Regions from separate parts of the Homo sapiens genome. Here region 1 is linked to region 2. A link is a loop called in an ENCODE intact Hi-C map of the cell type or tissue named here. Cell type or tissue: MCF 10A. All regions are shown on one strand. Each heading gives the region's core, and the rest is flanking DNA. Links, peaks and the distances in the headings are about the cores only. Region 1 overlaps PPP3CA (protein phosphatase 3 catalytic subunit alpha). Region 2 holds the start of LOC124900740 (a long non-coding RNA gene).

Region 1 (10,776 bases), core at 1,685-9,684, 730 kb before region 2:
TAAAGCTCTCACCTGTATGTGTTAAAAAGAGATTTTAGAATTGTGTAAAATCCTAATTGCCAACCGAGCATTTTTTTATGTCTGTATTTAAATGATTCTTAGGACTGCCAGTCTTCTAGAGCTAATGAATCCTTTCCCATTTGGCAGCAGACAGCTTACTGCCAACTTCCTCCCATCTGATAAATGTTCCCATAACAACACTAAGGCAGTCTGCTTAGTTTCATTAAATACCAAAATTATAGCCTGAGAAAAATGTATAATGTATTATACCATATTACAGCACCTTATGAAATAATTCATGAGTGATTGAATTCATTGTGATAGGGAGAGGCTTGTTCAAATACTCAATAAAAATGTTATAGTCACACTTTGCTTAACAACAGGGAAACATCCTGAGAAATGCGTCATTTGCCGATTTTGTTGTGGGAACATCATAGGGTGTATTTACACAAACCTAGATGATATAGCTGATACAGGGTCTATTTATATAAACCTAGAGAATGTGATGTAGCCTATTGCTTCTCGGCTACAAACCTGTACCACGTTACTGTACTGAATATTGTAGGTAATTGTAACACAAAGGTAAGTATTTGTGTATATAACATATCTAAACATAGAAAAGACACAGTAAAAATATGATGTTATAATCTTATGGGCCTACCATCATGTAGGCAGCATGTCCTTGGCCAAAACCTTGTTATGCAGTACGTGACTGTATTTCTTTGTAGAAGGAAGAAAAAGAAACCCTTGAAATCTGAGTCATTATTTTGAACTTCAACAAGGATTCAGATTTTGTCTTGATATTAGCAGATCTAATATCCCAAGTCCATTTTCTCTACATTCCTAAAACCTAGCCCCTTATTACCAATTTGGATACCTTCACTCACATACATATTCTAAAGAACATCTTCATTTGTCTGATTAAAAAAATATTTTTAAAGAATAGTTATACTCTTGATATATAAAAAGAAGAAATAGCTATTGATTCATGAAAATCACTATCTTTTAGAGTAGTGTAAGGGTGTTTGCTACTTGAGAGGGTGGATATGCTTATTCTAAGCAACTCCAGTAACACCTTGACTTCATAGAAATGAAAGAAAGGATTATTAATAATTTTGCAAGACTTGTTTTGCTTCTCGAGTATTCACATAGCTATCCCATAGAGCACACTCTGTGCATTTACCATGATCGGACTCCCACACATTTTATTAATGCATAAATTTGAAATTATTGTTTTTGACCAAGTTGATGAATATTAAAGTTTGAGGAAACTAAAGAAATCACGTTGGTCATTTTCCTGCTTCTTCAGATGAAAAAATGGGGGCAAAAAGGATAAGTTATTTCCCTAAAGTGAGCCAAACTGTGTTGGTAAGGACTAGAATGACTTATATCAGTGGTCGTTGTCAATGGATTTTCCATGGGGAAGTAAATGTACGTACTTGAGAATTTTGTTAGCGACTTCATCATTGCAGTCACTGTAAAGGTTTGTACTTAGCACACTTCTAAATTGTATGGCACATGCAGTTCAAGATAGAAGTGTGGAATGTAGCAGGCGTGCACCAACCATACTTTTATATTTTACTTTCTATTTCACATTTTTCTTCTCTACTTTCCCAAGGTAGTTGTCACCTTATCCTAGCTTGATTATTATAATGATGCATACATGAATATTTTTTCTATTGGGCTATTTTCAGTAAGAATCAGACAGAATATTTTATAGATAGTTCACGTTTTTGTAACTTTAAGAATAATACTGAATACTGCTTCCAGCAATGGCCCCATTTCTGTGTACAGATGGTTTTGATGTATGTATTTCAGGTATCTGAAGCAAGCAGAAAAAGGCAGCGCTGGTTGATACCTATTTTAGAATCAGCCCTACATCCATAAATGTATATTTTTGAAAGATTTATTTCTGGTATTTTGCAATCCTGTTATAAGACTATATTCTGTGAATTTTTAAAGTAGTGACAATATAGCACATAGGATGGGAATAATTTTAAGACTAGGGGCATTATGAGGATTTCTGAATCAGTTTTACTTAATAAAAATACAGCTGTTCATTTAGATCATTATTAACCATTAATAAAGCTGTCTTTCTTTTGACACCAGAAAGAAGGCCAGTCTAGTTCACTCAAGTGACAAAACTTCTGGTAAAAAATCTGTCACAGTCTAAACCTGTTTCTTTTGGGTGGAAGTGTTGGGTTACTGTAAAATCCCTGGTCTCTTCCCCTTAGATAATGTAAACCCAGATTAAATCAGAGGCTGGCACTGTTCTTATCCTGGGGTAGGGAATGAGGGGCTGGGGAGGTGGGTCAGTGGGCAGGTATGGGGTAAGGAGATAAGAGATAGAGGGAAAAAACTGGTGAGTACCTAGTTAGAGCAGCGTGGCCTGCAGGAATAGCACTGGCCTCTGAATCACTGTTTTTTTAGAATCTACTTCTTTTCCAGTTCCAACTTTCTACCACCTAACGAGCTCTTCTTGGGCCCTGCGGCCAGACTGCCAGGATTGGTTCACATCTTGGCTGACTGTATAACTTGCTACCTTAAGAATTTTGGCCACTTACCTAAAACTCGCTGAGCCTCAGTTTCCTCGTCTGCATAATGGAGGTAATAATAGTACCTTTCTTAGGGAACTGTGAGGATTAAATTAGCCAAACCCCCAGAGGAAGCTAAGTCAACTACTATTATCTTGGTTTAAGTTTCTTAATAATTTTTGAGCCTTAGTTATCTTCATTCATAAAATGGAGTATCGTCACTACTGTGAAGATTAAATAAAATGGATGATATTGGTTAAAAGTACTTAATAAATGTTACTGAGATATGAATTAACTTTTAGCTGATTAAAATGCTTTAACTATTATTTGCCATTGCATCAAATATTTGAATAACAAAGCTTTTACTATGTTTGGTAAACTGCAACTTATTCATAGGATTCACTAATTTGGGTATTGAATAACCAGATACCAAACAACAATTGACTGACTCATTCAGATATTATTTATGGGCACCAGTGATAGGCAATCACAGTAGAGGCCACAGTTGAGGTCACTGAGGCCCCAAAAACCTAGACCTGCCGTGTGGCACCTAGTTTTAACTACTCTCATGATTTCTCATCTGACATTTAATTATAATATGATACCGAGGCCCAAAGTCCTAAACGTGGAAACTGAAAGGAGAGCCCCCTTAACTCATCTTCATTTGAACCTCAACAACAAAAAATTAAAAAGGAAAAACAGTTGCTCCCTTCTTAAGTACTGCCTTTTAAAATGTTCTTGTTGCACACTGCTTCAACTTTTCTCTGCCCACCAGGCTTCCATTTGTGATCTGTCTGAAATAACTATTTTTGCATAACACATTCTTTCTTCGCTGCTGATCTTCCCTGGAGCTGCTGCTGCTTCCCGTGGGGAATACAGATGAGGCTGGTGATGCACCAGGAGCAGGCCAGGGGACTCTGAGATGATGACTCTTTGTCATTGTGAATAATTCTCTCTGAATTCTCGGGTTTCTGGTGGGTTTTTCTTCTTTCTTTTCATCTTCTTGGTATAAATCTAGTTTTAATTATTTCACAGAATATTTGTCTTTCTGAAAGCTTCTCGTGCAAAACAAAGACAAAACATTAACATAGTAAAGTTATTTTATCAGTAGCCTTTCTCTGTGTTAATTAGGATGTATATCAATATGACATCATTATTTTCATTATTTAAATGTACTAAAGTTTAAATACTTGTAGCTTTTAGACATGAATTAAAAATAGAACTATTTTGAAACTGGTCATGAAGACTGAGAGGTTTTTTTTTTTTTTTTTTTTTTTGCCTCCTAAGGAACCGTTTAGGATGATTCATAAAGCATTTTCTGAAATAAAAGGCAGAACCGTACAATTCTGATTTTAAAAAATCAGGGAATTAGAGTACCTCAGTCTTGCAGCTTTAAAAGAGCAGAAGAAAAAAAGCATTGAACAAACTTTACATTCTCTTGATGGGTTTCAAAGAACATCAAAATTATCTAAGTCAATTCTCTTCTGCCAGACAGGAGTTCACTTGCATCATCAGCCTTTAAGAACTTTGATTCAGCGCACACAGACACCAGTCTCATTTTCCTTGTACTAGGTTACCTCTAGGATTTCTTTAGCCTACTCAAGGCACTGCCATCCTCCCTGTCTCCCAGGCTTGAAACTTTAGAGACTGTCTTCATTTCTTCTTTTCCTCGTCCCCTTTCTCTAGTCAGCCACTAAGTCCTACTTTTCATTTCAATGTCTTTTGTGTCAGCTTTCTCTTTTTCCTATTTCTATTGTCTTCTTCTTGACACAAATGCCTGGAAGGTGAAAGTATAAAATATCTTGATATTACCAAGGAATTAATGTGTGGAACTTTCACAATTAAATCACTACTGTCATTACTATCCAATAATTCATTGTTTATTTCTACACCTGCAGTTGCAGTTTACCTGGAGGTACTTTGCATACAGAAACATTTTTCATCACTTACTAAGTGAGAATAGGACCCTGGCCTAGGGGGAAAAACAACCACAGACAAACCATACTTCCCTGAGAAGCAGGAGCATAGTGCTGGCTAGTGAATTGCTTTCACAAACCGACCTCATAACTCTGTGCCTTAGAAAAATTAGAAATGGGAACATTTGGAGATCACTTGGGAAAACTTGAAATTATGAATGTTAATCTGTGATTGCTAAGGGAACGTGGTATTTCCTGCCTATTTTGTCTGTAGTTTGTCTCTTTCTCTTCTAATTCATTTTTAAAACTCTGCTAGATTAATTTTGCTAAAATAACGTTTTGCACTCCTCATTTCCTGTTTAAAAACATGTAGTGACTCACCATCAGTTTTAGAAATCGATTTAAAGGACTTCATGAAACTGGTTTCAGGCCACCCACAGTTTGGCCCATACCTATCTCCTGTTCTCCTTCATAAACCTTTCAAATCTAGCCAAATTGCTTTGTTCTTTGTCCCTGGAGTATGGCTTTCTCTTTCTTTCTTTCTTTCTTTTTTTTTTGAGACACAGTTTCGCTCTTGTTGCCCAGGCTGGAGTGCAATGGCACGATCACAACCTCCACCTCCTGGGTTCAAGCGATTCTCCTGCCTCAGTCTCCCGAGTAGCTGGGATTACAAGCATGTGTCACCACACCCAGCTAATTTTGTATTTTTAGTAGAGACGGGGTTTCTCCATGTTGGTCAGGCTGGTCTCGAACTCCCGACTTCAGGTGATCTGCCGGCCTCAGCCTCCCAAAGTGCTGGGATTACAGGCGGGAGCCACTTTGCCTGGCCTGGAATATGCCTTTTTCTATTGCTGTGCTTTATTCTGATTTTTGTTTTAGAATAGCTTTCAAATCTTATTCTGTTTCTTTAATCTCTCTTGTGTCTCTCTTTATGCCTTCTGGGCTTCACATGGGGACTGGTGTGGTTGTAAAGGCCCCCTGAGTTGAGATGTGGAAGCACCCTCTGTTACAGAGTGAGGGATTGACTCACTGAAAAGAACTATTCAAGTCATTCCTGAATTGCTTACCTTTGGTACTTCTTGATTTAGTAAAGTAGATTTCCTGTTTTCATATGAAAAGCATAATTGAATCATAGAGCAGGTACTAGGAATCAGACTGTCTGGGTGTGAAACCCCACTCTGACTTTTACTAGCTCTTGACCATAGGCATAGTTTCCGTATCTCTAAATGCATGTAAGGGTCCCTGTCTACCTTGTAGGGTGGTTGTGAGGATAAAAACAATACACAGCACATGATAAGAGCTCAATGAATATTAGCTGCTGCCTTTGTTATTCGTATTCATATTATTGTAGATATTTTCTGATGAATTTGATACTCGTTCACCATTTACTTCAACACATTTCGAGTTAAAAGATATTTCCTGCTTTGAGAATAAAATTATTTCAAGTTAAAATAAAAATTAATCTAATATACCCTTAAGTAGTAATGAGGCATGTAGTTAGTGCACTGAAGTAGTTATGTGCTTCCCAAAGTGGGAACTTAAAACAAAAAGGAATCTTTTAAGCTTAACAATTCCTTATGTTAGTCATATAATTATCCCTTTTCTCAGAAGCCTGGGGCCAAATGGATCTGTTCCTAGGAGAAAGGAACTGTCTCTCCTGGCTTAACAAAGATTCAGTTTAAAGGCTAGCTACCCTCTGAGTCATACTGCTTTCTGATCTTGGAGTGCTTGCCTCTGTCCCATGAGAAAGAAAGGTGGATGAACAGCACTTGCAGGAAGGAACTTTCATCTTTCTTGAAGCCAATCCAAGGCCTCAGATGCAGAAAGAATGCCTACCTTACCTCTTCAGGGGAAAAGGGGTTTGATAAAGGTGCTCTACATAATGCGAATCTGTTTTCATTAATTCATGCATTCATCTACTCTTTTATTATGCATTCAATTCCTCAACCATTTATTGAGTATATACCTGGTGTCAAGCACTGTGCTAGCTACTGGACACGTCAAAAGGAAAGAATGAGATTTTGTCCTCTGCCTTGAGATTAAGGTAGTTTTTTTGTTTGTTTGTATGTTTTAACATACCAAGTCCAGTGAAATCTTAAAATATTTTTTATATGGCTGGGCGCGTTGGCTCACGCCCGTAATCCCAGCACTTTGGGAGGCCGAGGCGGGCAGATCATGAGGTCAAGAAATTGAGAACATCCTGGCCAACATGGTGAAACCCCGTCTCTACTAAAAATACAAAAATTAGCTGGGTGTGGTGGCAGGCACCTGTAGTCCCAGCTACTCTGAAGGCTGAGGTAGGAGAATCGCTTGAACCCAGGAGGTGGAGGTTGCAGTGAGCCGAGATTGCACCACTGCACTCCAGCTTGGGTGACAGAGTGAGACTCCATCACAAAAAAAAAAAAAAAAAAAAAAAAAATTCTGGGAGTGAATGTGTTCTGAAGCAGATTTACATTTGCTAAATTCCATGCCAGGCAGAACAAATGTAATTCAGTGCATATTTGAAATTCATAAAATGGAAGTACTTGAGTAGTTGGAGAACCTGTTATTGAGGTGAAGAAACTCAATCATAATTAGAGTCATAATGATTACACTGGGTAGAGTCTAAGCAGCAATTTCTAAAATCCAGTGACTCTCTATTATCTCTGTGACAAAATGTTGGAATTTAAATATTACTTCTGGAAGGCCAGGTAATTTTTAGATGTGTTGGAACACTTTTATTGCCCCATAGCATAGCTTTAGATTTTTTTCTTTATCCCACCCTTTCCACCAATCTGGGAAAAGAACCATTTCCAAATTCTTGTACAGAGTAAATCACGTGCTCTTTAATTGTTGGAACTAATTTTAAATTTTGATACTGTTTATAAATTTACTAGTCAGAATTCTGTTACTTGATATGTTACTTTGGGTTTGAAAATGTTTCTCTTTTTTATTCACTGGTAGAATACCTGACTTTTGGGAGAACAGCAAATATTTCATGGTGGTAAACTTGTTTTAATTAGCTAACAGGACCATTCACAGTTTTTGAAGCATTCTGGCCAAGAAGTAATTTAGAGTGGAGGATAGAACTATTTTCTTCTTGAAAACAAGAAGGCAGGCAAGCAGTGTTCATAAGGATGACATATACAAGCAAATGTGGTACTTCATAAAAAACTGAGTTGGTTCTATTGTTAAGTAGCATATTTACTCCTTTTGACTTGGAAATTTTTTTCTTTTAAAAGTGGCCATGGGCTTTATTTAATAACTTTTACCAGAGAGCAGCAGAGAAGGCCATGCATATGTCCAAATGTATTGTGCTTTTTTTTTTCTGTAGAATCCACATCCTGTACAACCAAATGTATTGTATTAAAAATGAACTGTGATAGTAACTTGGTAACATTGCAGGAAGTATGCCTGAGCACACAGTGGTTCTCTTAATGTGGTTCTGAGATTTTCATGCTGCTTGTCTTTGTTGACTTAATCCCACTAGGAAGAGGTCTTCATAAAATTCCTTTTTGCTAGGTAGATAACCTGTGGGAGCTGTTTGTTTTTTCCTAAGCAAGGAGAATACCTACTTGAGTGCTAATAGGATTCTTAGTTTGGTTTTCTAATTGGAAGCCCTAATTAAGCTCTGACAAGATCTCTTTTTGTTGATATTTTGACACCCTCTTTGTTGACGTGATTCTTTGTTCAAAGATCTTTTAGCAGCTAAACAAACAAATGTGAGGTGATGACAATAATTTTATATTCCATGTACCAAGTGTTTATACAATTCTACTTTGCCAGTAGTATATAGTATCTTCAGAAATCTTGAACTATATGTGTACTGTTGAAATGAATGTTATTAAGAAAGATGAAATAAACATAGTAATTTATTTTTTGCTGATAGTTGAACTTAGCAAGTTCTATTGTTAAGGGATGTTTATTTGGTATAATGTCATGCTTTCTTTAGGTTCCATGTTGAGAAAAGCCTGAATTCTTTTCTTTAAAATAATGCCTGCCTCATTCAGACCCACACACAGAGTTTCTGCACATACAAGTCAGTCCACTGTCCCTACACAAAACCCTTTAATAGCATCTCTTTGCCCTTTGGATAGAATCCAAACACTTTACCGTCCTACCACTTCACCCCGAATGCTCAGAGGACTGCTTTCTGCTTTCTGCTTTCTTCTCCAGCCTTCTCTTGGTCCTTTCCCCTTAATCTCCAGACTCTAGATTTACTAGATACCTAACATTTAATGGAATTTGTTAAGCTCCCCTTTGACCCAGATAAACCTTACTCACCCTTTGGGTCTCAAATTAAATGTCACTCCTATGGGAAATCTTTATCGACAGAAGTATACCATCTAATGCTTTCGCGTTTTTTTTCCTTTTCTTTTTTTTAGTGAGACTAGTACACTTAGATTTACTTTTAATCACACATTCAGTGGCCTATGTTATCTGTGATCTTTCTAGAATATATGTTTATTTCTTGCAAGGACTGTTTCTCTGCCTCTTTCTTCATTGTGTCATACTGTGCTTGCCCCATGGTAGGTTATCTTAAATATTTGCAGATTGACTGGTTGATTGGTTGATAAGGAGAAAGAGTTGTACAAGGACTTAATGGCATGATAGAGAAATCTGTTTCTAGTAAAATTTACTCAAGTTATGTTATTGCATTTTATATTATTTTCTGTCCAAAATCTGGTCTTACAACTGCCAATTTTCTTACTTTGTTAGTAGCCTATGACATTACATGATCTTACAAAGTAAAATGTCTTTATTCAGCACCTACTACATTAGAATGTGATCATTTGGACAGGGTGTACTGACAGCTTTTAGAGGTAACTCATAAAAAGAAAAATCTTTTTCAAATATCCAAAAGCATTATAGATGTATTATTTTACTTACAAACACTTCTGCTAGTTATTCTCAATTACTCTTACCTATTTCTTATCAAGTTTCATAAGGATTTATGTTAATACATCTCAACCTAGATCAAAGTACTATATGATTTTCCAAATATTAAAAGTGCATTTTTATGTCTATCTAATCATTAATCTATCCAGTCAGTGCTTTTTAACTGGAAGAATAAATTAAAAACATCTTTAATACTAAATTGTGGATATTTAGAAAGAAATTTAGAATACTACCTCTGCTTTCTTCAAATATTCGGAAAAAATTCTTAAGTTTCAAATTTGTAGCAACTCAAATCTGCACCATACTTCTAGTTATGTTGAAATAATGAGGTTTTTCTATTTTGTATTTCCAGAATAATAAAATATTTGCATATGTATAGAAAAATAGGAAACTTGGCTGGGTGCAGTGGCTCACGCCTGTAATCCCAGCACTTTGGGAGGCCAAGGCAGGCAAATCATGAGGTCAGGAGATCAAGATCATCCTGGCTAACATGGTGAAACCCCGTCTCTACTAAAAATACAAAAAATTAGCAGGGTGTGGTGGCATGCTCCTGTAGTCCCAGCTACTCGGGAGGCTGAGGCAGTAGAATTGCTTGAACCCGGAAGGCGGAGGTTGCAGTGAGCTGAGATTGCGCCACTGCACTCCAGCCTGGGCAACAGAGCAACACTCTATCTCAAAAAAAAAAAAAAAAAAAAAAGGAAACCTTGGCTTAGCTAAATTTTGGGAATATTCTTTATCTTTTCCTTTGTTGAAAAATGAAATGAGAGTAAACATTTCTTTTTTTTTTTTTTGATACAGAGTCTTGCTTTGTGACCCATGTTGGAGTGCAGTGGTGCAATCTCAGCTCACTGCAACCTCCACCTCCCGGGTTCAAGCGATTCTCTGCCTCAACCTTCAGAGTAGCTGGGACTACAGGAGTCCGCCACCACGCTCAGCTAATTTTTGTATTTTTAGTAGAGACGGTGTTTCACCATCTTGGCCAGGCTGGTTTTGAACTCCTGACCTCGTGATCCACCCACGGCCTCCCAAAGTGCTGGGATTACAGGCATGAGCCACCGTGCCCGGCCTGAGAGTAAACATTTCTATATGGAAATGAATCTGTTGAACCTCATTCAGATAAACAAATGAATATTTGGCCAGAACATTGATTATTCAACCATTATATTCAAATCTTGACTGAAGGTCCATGGTCACGGTCTGTGTGCCATTGATGAAGTAGCACTTTATAAAAAGCTGTCAATGTTAAAAGTAATGTTTAATGGCTAATGTTAAAAATGAAGTTATATGATTCTAAAGTCTTCTTATGAACTTAATTTTGAGATATTATAATTAATTTTAAATTTTGATTATACCTTTTTCTTTTCAATAGACCTTTGTGGATTACATGTAATTTATAGCATGGTAGAGTGGGCCTAGAAGAGACACACATGAAAAAGTATGGTTATGTC
Region 2 (10,776 bases), core at 1,138-9,137:
AGCATTGTAGTAATTTCAGGGATTTTGTAAACCCATAGATAGTCCCTTTAGAGCTTCACTCTGAGAATAACTCAAAATCACCACACACTCAAATTCTTAGGAGAGAACTTTAGTCATACAGTGACTCTGAAGTTGGATTAAAAAGGGGCACCTCATGACCACATGAAGTGGGGAAGGGGTGATTTTCCATAGGAAGAGTTAGGCTTCCCAAAAAAAATGGAAAATAAAAGGTTTAAACAAACAGATATTTCCCTTATGAACCAGTGCCCAAGTCTTCCAAGTCCAGTTTAAAATTCCTGAGGCTTCATTTCTACTCCCAATAAGAAGTGGCCTTTTAAATACTTGCCAGGGAGACTGCTTTAATCTGAATGTTCAGAGAAGCAGAGTTCAAGATTCAGTTAAAAGTACAAGGATTTTATTAGGGGAAAATGCCTATGAGAGAAAAAATGCCTGTGAGGGGACAAGGAAAGTCTAGAAGAGCCACCAGACTGAAATGCACATCTGACATGGTGATAGGGAGAGAGAACGGGGATGCTGAGCAGAAGCATCTAGGCTGCCATGCATTCTAGGGGAGGTTCAGCAAGACCATCAGGGAATCCTCCAGTCCACATTCCTCCCAGGACAAGCCGGCCTTAATATTCCTGGCAGGTCCACTCATTGGCTGGGAGCAGCCTTAGAGAGACATGGCACCAGCACAAACAGAGAGATGGGTTTCAGAGGACACGTGGGTAAATTTGGTCACTTATGCTTTCTATAGTTGGAGTTCTGTGAGGAGCATTATTATAGCAATCACAGGTGCCTTGGGACATTGATAGGTCTTCTGTCTTTAAAACTCTCAATGATTTATTAAGTAATTGGTCTACAGTGAGGTCTCCAAATATGTACCATTGTCAGATGCTGATGGGGTAAATTTGGGCATACATTATTACAACAGACTTGACTCTGAGGGTCTCTGTCTCATCAGCTTGCTCCAAGTTCTGACCTGAAGTTTCCAGGCTGGACTTAAATCCTGAAACAACCTAGCCACAAATTCAATAATCATAACAATCACCAAAAGTCAGGGTCCAAGAACAAATCTATGTCATCTAAGAGTACCATATTCTACTCCAGTTTCTCCAGTTCCTCTACTTCTTGACTAGAGCAAAGAAGCATGTGAAAACACAGAAGTGGCTGAAGTTCATATATTTTTCATTCTTAGAATTTTTGAGAAAATTAGACAAACTGACCTTGGTTGGGAGGTTCAACTCTCTAGGGGAATAATCATAATATAAGAATAGAACATTATTATTATATATAATATATACATATTAATATCACATTCCCTTCTAAACAGTTTAAATTTATTTTTACTCATATAATTTTCACAATACCATGATGTAGAACTATTATAATCTCCATGTATATATGTGGAAACTCAGGCACATAGAGGTTAAGCAACTTGCCCAAGATTCCACAGGGGTAAGTGCTAGAGTCAGATTTGTACCCAGCTATCCTGTCTTCAGAATCATGCTCTTAGCCACTCTGCTATAGCTCTCCTATACTTCCTCTGGCAATGCCACTTTGTTAGTAATGTAGGATAATACAGTCTCAACAAAAACTGTGTAGATCATCAGGCTCTGAGCATGTCATGGATTCCGCATCTTAGTCACAGAAAGAATAACATTAGGCTCATGTTTTATGGATTCAGCCAAGTACCATAATTTCAGCAATATGATCATGCTAAAACACAGAGCTTCTCAAACTGTAGGTTAATTCCCATTATTGGATCATGAGCAGTAATTGTGTGTGTGTGTGTGTGTGTGTGTGTGTGTGTGTGCTGGATTCAGAAATAATTTCTTAACTGAAGGTTGCAGTTTAAAGAAAAACAAAACAAATTTTTAAAGTATTTGTTCAAGCAGCCACCAAATCTTTCCACTATGAAGTCTTAACATTTTGGCCTATCCATGGGTCATTAGCAATAACCATTGGCACTGGGCAATCAACACGTTTTAAGCAGGGAAGTTGGGAGTTTGTTCTGACCCAGACACATTACAATCAGTCCTGAGTCTGCCATTTAGCCTGTCTACAGGAAGGTAATATGGTAGGACAATTAACCCTTGAGAAATCCCAAAAGGATTAACATCATTGGTTATTTAATCAGCCACCTTCTTTTCCACCAAGAAAACTGAAAGAGCATTCATCCTCACTAAACTACTTGACACTGGAAAAGGCAGCTGAAAGTACCAAGGTTTCAGCTAGTTCCCACTCTTTCATTTAATATTCCTTTTTCTGCCTGCTTAGTGCACTAGCCTGACATTTTTCTTTGTTCTTATGGGCATATATCTAGCTTCCACCCACAGATCTCTTGCATGGCAAGAACGGTACAGACTCTGAACGTTATTCTTCACCCACAGATGTCAAAAATGCATGAGCATGCAGTGCGTGCTGGGATGTGGGTGGTGAAGAAGGAATGAGCCAAGGCAGTCATAGAAATATCAATTTCTTTGGTGCAATTATACATGGCCTCAATACGCCCAAGGAGCCATAATCATAAGAAGTGCCTCTTAGTGTCAGCTACATTTGACTGCATACCCCCTGTACCCAGAGCTCCATGTTGGGTGTGTGGACAAGTATGGCCCTCACACTCTAGGAACTTGCAATTCAGTGAAGAGGCAAGGCAAACAGGCATGATTTAAATAGAGCACTTCATACTGCACGAGGAAGAGAATACATTTTCAAAAAGTTTTCTAAGTACAAATTGTACTTTATTCCAAATTCACAAGAATAAATGTTTTCAACTTATACAATACTTAATTATTTATATTTCCTTTAAACTTATTGACAGCTATGGATTTTGAATAGTAGATTTTTACTTATAATTTTTGCTTCAGTCCTTCTGATTGAAGATGGCAAATGTTAACTAAACAAACAAATAACGATAACAATAAATTTTTAATTTATATTTTCCTTGGAAAAAAAAGAGCACGGATGCTAGTGAAAAAAAACAGTCAAGTAGCATTACTCTAGAAAAGGCACATAATAAAACCAGCTGCTGAACTTTAGGGATGAAAATGAAGGAGTCTTCTTTGATTTTTCCTCAATTCTTCTAACCAAAGCCTCAACTGCAATTTTTTTCTCTTCAATCACTGATAAATACATAAAATCTGACGTCCTGTGCAGTTATGATCATTTTAACTATGTGTGATAGAAAAAAAACACTATCACCCAAAGTTATAATATCTGAAATTTGAAAAATGCTTTTGCATAGATTTACATCCCACAAGAATCTTATGCAGTAGGTTATACAGGCTGTAATCTACGCTAAAAAACTTACTGAAGTTTTCTTGGCGAGTTCCTGAAGATGTAAAACTGATACTCAGGCTTTGTGATTCTAAATTTAATTATCTTTCCAGGAGGAATGGATGAACTTATGGTTTAGTGTTATGATTGCATTTATCCTACTATTTGACAATAAATAGTTTTCACAGATCTTCAGAAAAGCAAACTGTTTGAATCTGCAAAGAAATCCCATATGAAGGCTTAATACCATAGCCTGATTCTGCATTTGTAATTTTCATACAGGTAGTGTTCTACAACCAGATGCATCACCTTCTAAAACTGGTACATTAACCTCAATACCAGTTACAATTCCAGAAAACACCTCACAGTCTCAAGGTATGATATCTGTGTGCCTGAGTGGAAATCTGCTCTACCTGACCCTTTCTTGACTGAAACCCTAACAATCTTGACTCACAAAACAGAGCTCCTTCAGAATGAGACTGAATCTTTTGCACTTGCAGCATCATACCTACAAATCATGGCTGTTTCCTTAAATGAGGGTGGAGGGAGGACTGCAAGAATTGGCACACATTAACCAAAAGTGACTTGTTTTTTTCTTTCTTAAAGTAATAGGCACTGAGGGTGGAAAAAATGCAAGCACTTCAGCAACCAGCCGGTCTTATTCCAGTGAGTAACAGCAATGCCTTCATTCATGGCAGTAGATATGCAGAATGTTTGAATGTGACCAGTAAAGGAGAGGAATCAGATTATGGGCAGCCTTTTCTCAACTTTACTGAGCCTGCAATCCCATTACAATCCCATCTAACTGCTGCCTGCTCTGAAAATTTCCCACAAGTGAGTCTTAATGACAAAAAAAAAAAAAAAGAAAAGAAAGAAAGAAAGAAAGAAAACAGAAGAGGAAAAAAAGCACAGTTTGGCAATTTTTTTCTTAGTTTAGTGTTTAACAATTACGATCAAGGGCCAAGGATGACTCGATGGGACTAGTTTCAGATAAGTCAAAATGCACAGGTAGAGGTCCCCATAAAAGTGAATTATTTCCAAATTATCAGGTTGTATACCCTGAATATATTTTATTTTTGTCAAGTAAATAATTAAAATAATAAATAAATTATATCAAAAAATGAATTGTTTGCCTTCATAGAACATTAAAAACGGCCTTTAAGAAATGTTCCATTTTAACTAAAACCTATATATGTCATATAACATTTATGTGTGTGCTAAGACTGAATACAGAATATTAAATAACTTCCTTAGTAATTAAGAATAAAAAGACAATATTCAAAACTGTTATTATAAAAGGCTCTATTAAGTTTAGTTAAACCCATTCCATTAAATAAGTCATCATAGAAATTACTGACCTGCTGATTCACGGCATCTTCATTTGGGAGGCAATAATGATTTCACCTAAGGTCTATTATGAAATCAGCAGAACTTACTTAAAACAAATATTTAACTCTGACAATGGAAGTGTAAACCATCCTACAGATGAATTGGAGAGTAAGTCTCACCCCTGATAAATATATAAGGAGTACATATGAAAGCAAATATGCTAAACTAATAGTCATCTTAATTTCCTTTAGTTGTGTGTCTATGACAGCTCTCTTGCTTTTATCACTGTACTTTTAACCTTGGAAATAACCATCAGAAAAGAAGGAAAGAAGGAAGGAAGGAAGGAAGGAAGGCAGGCAATACTCTTCCTCTTAATACAAATATGAAAAACTCACCCTAAGTTACTGCAGCAACATCACTCCCCCAAACAGACACACATACACATCTCTCTTGAATCATGTTCATTTTCAAGAATCATCTTCACTGTGGTATCTACTTACATTATTTTATGCCTTTTCTAGTTTTAAGGTATTATTATAGAAAGAAATTTGTGAGTGTTTTAGAAAGCCAGCATTAGGACTAAAGCAATCCCCGTTGGGTTATATATATTTTGGTAACTTCATTATAAAGTACTAAAAAATGTAATGAGTGAATGAGGATTTAATTATAATCTAGAGTACATCTTCTGCTTCTCCAGTCTCCCATCTCCCCACTTCTTCAGTCTCCAGGAAGATGGGGGCACTCTCTCTTAAGGTTGGAATTTTGTTTCAGAAAGGTTACAAGACTGACATCAAGTGGTTATGTCAAAGATGACAACTAGAGCAAACCCCATGAATCAGAGGAATCTTTGCCTAAAATATGTTTTTAATAGAATGATATTTAAAGAAGAAAGGAAGTACTCATGCTTTGGCTCACTTACCAAACTATCGCTGTGAAATTCAGTAGCCACTCTAATTGACAATGTCTCCAATTCTTTTTAGGTATTATTTTGCCGGTGGTTATTGCTTTGATTGTAATAACACTTTCAGTATTTGTTCTGGTGGGTTTGTACCGAATGTGCTGGAAGGCAGATCCGGGTAGGTAACAGTGTTTTGTTTTGTTTTCCTGAAAGAAGAATGAATGCTCAGTTTAAACTTGATTTTAAATTCTTAAAGGGAGAGAAAAGTTATAGAAAGAAATGAAATGTCATATTTCCTGATCACAGAAACAAAGGACGAAGGGCACAGACACCCACTGAATGCTAGTGAACTGCAGAGTGGGAACTAAATACTATGAGTAGATATTATCAAATATAGGGAAATTCTTTTTAATAAAATAGCCCAAATTTTATGGGTGGTCAGGGGAATATGATAGTAAAGAGGGCATAACAATGACATAACTTGTCTATGGTAAAGATTAACTCCATTTCTATGTAACAGAAAATAAAGAGGGAGATTGCTAAGAATTCAGCTCAGGGGCCCATAATCTCAAAAAATGTCCCGTGACTAATTTCCCTCCTGGGAGACACACCCAACGAAAGTATCTTCCAAGACCATGTTATATTTTTTATCCTTTTTAAAAATAAACTTTCTATTTTAGAGTAGACTTAGAGTTACAGGGAAGTTGCAAAGATAGTACAGTGAGTCACCATACCTAGTTTCCCTTATTCCCTTATTAAGATCTGATGGTATGTTTGTCACAATTAGTGAACTAATACTGATAAATTATTGTTAACTAAATTCTGATTTCTTTTAGTCTTTACTCAGTCTTTTTTCTGTTCCAAGAAATTTGCCTCTTCTTTACTCAACCTTCACCTAAATACCCCTTCAACTCCCATGGCTCAGCTGTCATGTTACCGTAATTGCAAACTATCTTTCCACTTCACAGCCCAGCCCTGGTCGTATAATGTAGTAGCATGTATCCATGCCCTCATCCATACTATTCCTTCTGGAATATCCAGCCCACCTCTTACCTTTCATAACATACCTAATCTCCAACTTACCCATTAGGACTCAACTCAAACACAAATTTACTGTATCTTTTTATAACATACCACTTCTTCAAGCAGAATGAATTCTACCTTTAATTGTATTACTACAGATTTGGATTATATCATTTATCATACCATAGTACAGTTACTTATTTCTCCATGTGCCTACCTCTCTTGAAAGTCAGGCAACCCTTCCAAGTCACAAATCACATATTGTTCACATTGCATGCTACCTAATATATAGCAGGCCCTTACTATATACTTATTGAGTTACATTTTTAAAGGTACAGTAAATAGAATTCTTCTTCCCCACTTTAATTCTAAATATGTCACAAAAAAATCTAAGTCTCATAAACTGTTAGAAGGTAAAAAGCAATTATTTTTATAATGTATATAAGCTGCATTATTCTTTGTTTACCTCATGGACAGTGTGCCCCCCAGGACACCAGTGAATGCTATCCCTAAAGCCACCTGCTCACCATGCATTGCATGGACAGTTGTAGTATGATAACGACAGTACCAAGAGAAGCTAGGAGACCAAAACAGCAGAGTTCATTTTAGCTCTTGGTGAAAAGTAAAAACAAATCAATGCCTTTTCCTTTGGGAATCAGTGAATAAACTTCTTAATGTCTGAAACATGTCTCCTTGTTCAGTTTTCAGAGGAGAAACAGCATTTTTATAAGTCAGTTTAATTTCTCTAAGTTTCTGAACTACCTACCAATCCTGTCTTTTACTGAAAATCAGCCTGAGAGTGTTGAGTAAGCAGGATATGTAAAAATTAATGTGCTAAATTTATTTGTAAAAATATGCTATACTAAAAATTACTTTACATAGGAAGATTTAAGAATGTATTATTTGAAAAGTTGACCTTTTCTATTAAAGCGGTTTCCATGGATGTATAAAGTTCCTACCACTACGGATAGCTATTCTGAAGACATGAGTATTTTAAAGTCAAGTTTGGCAATTGTACAATTAGCCAAATCTTTTTGGTTGTTGTTAACTTTGTTTCTGAGACAGAATTTACAGCACTGTTATCATTAAATTAGCACCATTAAATACCTGCAGTTAATCACTCTTCAAGTATGTGGGAGAGACTTTATCTAGTTTGGGAAATTAGTAAACCCATTCTGCTCTGTGGAAGACAACATGAATCAGAGATTTCCGTAAGAAATGAAGCTTATCTGGACAAGGTTGACAGTGGACTGAACTTTAACCAAATAAGAATGGTATATACGCAGAAAATAGTCTGTTGGCTTGCATCTATCTGCTAATGAGACTATCGCTATAGTTTCCTAGGGAAAAAATATTAAAACAGGCATATAAAAATCTCAATACATTTTGCTGGAGAGAATGCGGAGAAAAGGGAAACCTCGTACGCTGTGGGTGGAAATGTAAATTAGTACAACCACTATGGAGAACAGCTTGGAGGTTCCTCAAAAAAACTAAAAATACAGCTACTATATGATCCAGCAATCCCGCTGCTGGGTATATACGCTTAACACAGGAAATCAATATATCAAAGAAATACCTGCAGTCCCACATTTGTTGCAGCACTGTTCACAATAGCCAAGATTTGGAAGCAACCTAAGTGTCCATCAGCAGATGAATAGATAACGAAAATGTGGTGCTTATACACAGTGATGTCCATTCAGTCACAAAAAAGAATGAGATCCTGTCATTTGCAACAACATGGATGGAACTGGAAGTCATTATGTTAAGTGAAATAAGTCAGGCACAGAAAGACAAACTTCCCATGTTTTTATTTCTGGAAGCTAAAAAATCAAAACAATTGAACTCATGGAGCTAGAGAGTAGAAGGATGGCTACCAGAAGCTGGGAAGGGTAGTGGAGGGGAAGTGGAGATGGTTAATGGGTACAAAAATGTATGAAGTATGGGTAAAACCTAGTATTTGACAGCACAACAGGGCGACTATAGTCAATAATAAACTTAATGATACATTTTGAAATAACTCAATGAATATAATTGAACTGTTTGTAACACGAAGGATACTTGAGGGGATGGATACACCACTGCCATGATGTGATTGTTATGCATTGCATGCCTATATCAAAATCTCTCTTATACCCCATAAATATCTACATCTACTATGTACCCCCAAAAATTATAAATGAAAAAAACTCATTTTAAAACAGGGCTATTAGCATCACAGGTGATATTGTATATGACACATAGGAATCAAAAAATGCTGTTAAAACCTTACTGATGGAGCAAAGATGAGGTTAAGTCTAATTGGTGAGCAGCATATGGTGCCATGGGTTAAATCCTACGTATTAAGAGTTACGATGGCAATATCTTAACCAAGATGACAGAAATAGAAGCAGCCAAAATATGAGTGGAAGTTAAGGTCTTTATAAAACAAGGATAGTCAAAGCCAGGAGAATTATATTCAAAGGGCATACTCAATGACAAGATTTAGATTACATATAAAAGGAAATCTAAGAAACAGAAGCTGCAATGGAATAAAACCAGACCAAAGGAGCACAACAAGGGGAACCTTATGCAATCACATTAAACAGCTGGCCTGATTGGCCATAGATTAATGCAAGATTTGATCACCAACATTCACTCCAGAGAGGCCATGTCCTTGTGCAGAATGAATCATTCTGAGTTCTCACTCTAAACCCCAGGTGTTTTCTATCAGACAGCTGTGAAGCAGCCTGGCAAAGAGAACAAAAGATTAGTTGCAGCTAGTAGCCTCTGCGACATTTTGCAGGGCTCTTTTGAGAGGCTGAATCAGTGGGTTTAAGATACAATTAGATATAGTATCTACATTGTAGCTCACCACAAACACAGTGATTTCTGTCCCAAAAAAGAACAATGTATAAAGGAAAGTCAAAACTTCAATTCTCTGGCATAAAACCTTCAATACTTTTAATAGAATTTTTTCAGAGATACTGAAATAAACAGACATTTTCTGTTGTCCATGGGATATGCAATAATGAACAGTAATTTCACATAGTGATATGAAACTACAAGATCAAGATTAGTCCAGAACTAAGTTTAGTGGACTTGACCTAATTAGGACTATCCCATGAGTGCCAGGATAAGTATTAACCATACCTGAGGAAATGGCTTGGCAAGGGGAAAATTAAAATATTTTAAAATGACTTAGAAACATCTCTGCATAGAAAAGAGTGGACAGCAGGTGAGGGGGTTAGAGGGGCTTGCTCATATTTATGGTAGCCAACTTCTTTGCAACTCTAATAACAACTCCCTCTTCTCCTAGGCACACCAGAAAATGGAAATGATCAGTAAGTAAGCCCATATCATCTTTTGTTTAGACCCTACCATTTACGTAGTGAAAATTATTGTTACTCTACTTATACTTTTTTGGATTATTTCTAAAGTGTAGAAAATCTACATATTGGCTTTAACTGTTTGTCAGAGCTCTCTCCATTTAACAGAGAAATTCCAAATGTAAGATCATGTTTAATCTTAGAATGGTAAAATGGGAAATAAAAAGATGAAATGGAAAAGTAGAAGAATGAATATAATTATGAGGGAAAATATCATAGAAAAAATACCTAGAGTTTTAAAATAGTTTCCCAGTGAAATTTTTAATATGTTTATCACAGGGAAATTTGTGCTTCTACCTTGAGCCAGTTCTCAGTGCCTTTAAGGTAGATGGCTGTTTTACTTTGACTTGATTAAAATAAAGCAGATTTTAGTAATCCAGGCAACTGTAACAACCAAGGTGCTGCAAAGAGACATGATGAATTGATTTTCATGTCAAAACAAACCCTGTTTTCCTTGTTGACAGGAATTTGTGGTCTACCTTTATATAAGTGTTTTTATGTTTCATAAGGTTGTAAACTTTAGAAATAATGCTAAATTACTATTCATATGACTTAGAGACTCCTCAGATGTCCAAAGGAAATAATTAGAGTTTGAAACTCTTTTGGATAGATGAGAACTCTTGATTAAAATAGGCAGTTCAGATACTATACTACAGTATCTCAGAACTTCAGGAAAAGGAATATCTCCAGAATTCAGCCTAAGCCCAAAAGGCTTGTAAACATTTCTATGTCTTCCTCTCCATAATTCAGAATTGGAGACATGTGCGATATGGACCTTGTGCCAAGTGTTTCACACAACTCAAACTAATTTTTAATTTATCTGACAATCACCACTATAAGAGAGTGGCAGGGATTTATTGGCTTGATTCCAGAAAAAGTAAA

What was found. Peaks named below come from ENCODE experiments on the same cell type or tissue, not always from the same donor. Only the 100,000 strongest peaks of a DNase experiment are listed, where the experiment ranks them.
Region 1: a loop joins it to region 2, with 11 times the contacts of the local background. A loop is called at or near these places in 7 of 110 quality-filtered maps.

What each region holds. Positions count from the first base shown.
Region 1 is chr4:101,150,902-101,161,677 of GRCh38, reverse strand. All of the region lies in intron 2 of PPP3CA (protein phosphatase 3 catalytic subunit alpha), which reads left to right. Among named protein-coding and RNA genes, the nearest start is that of MIR8066, 85 kb to the left of the region's middle. RefSeq lists an enhancer at 5,924-6,425. In MCF 10A, for the core only: no CTCF peak of the experiment used is centred there; a DNase peak (open chromatin) is centred at 6,117.
Region 2 is chr4:100,416,190-100,426,965 of GRCh38, reverse strand. It overlaps EMCN (endomucin), which reads left to right. Exons shown (of 12, transcript NM_016242.4): 6 at 3,562-3,654; 7 at 3,886-3,945; 8 at 5,589-5,684; 9 at 9,825-9,849. It overlaps LOC124900740 (a long non-coding RNA gene), which reads right to left and starts at 5,595. Exons shown (of 2, transcript XR_007058203.1): 1 at 5,528-5,595. In MCF 10A, for the core only: a CTCF peak has its summit at 5,375; a DNase peak (open chromatin) is centred at 5,395.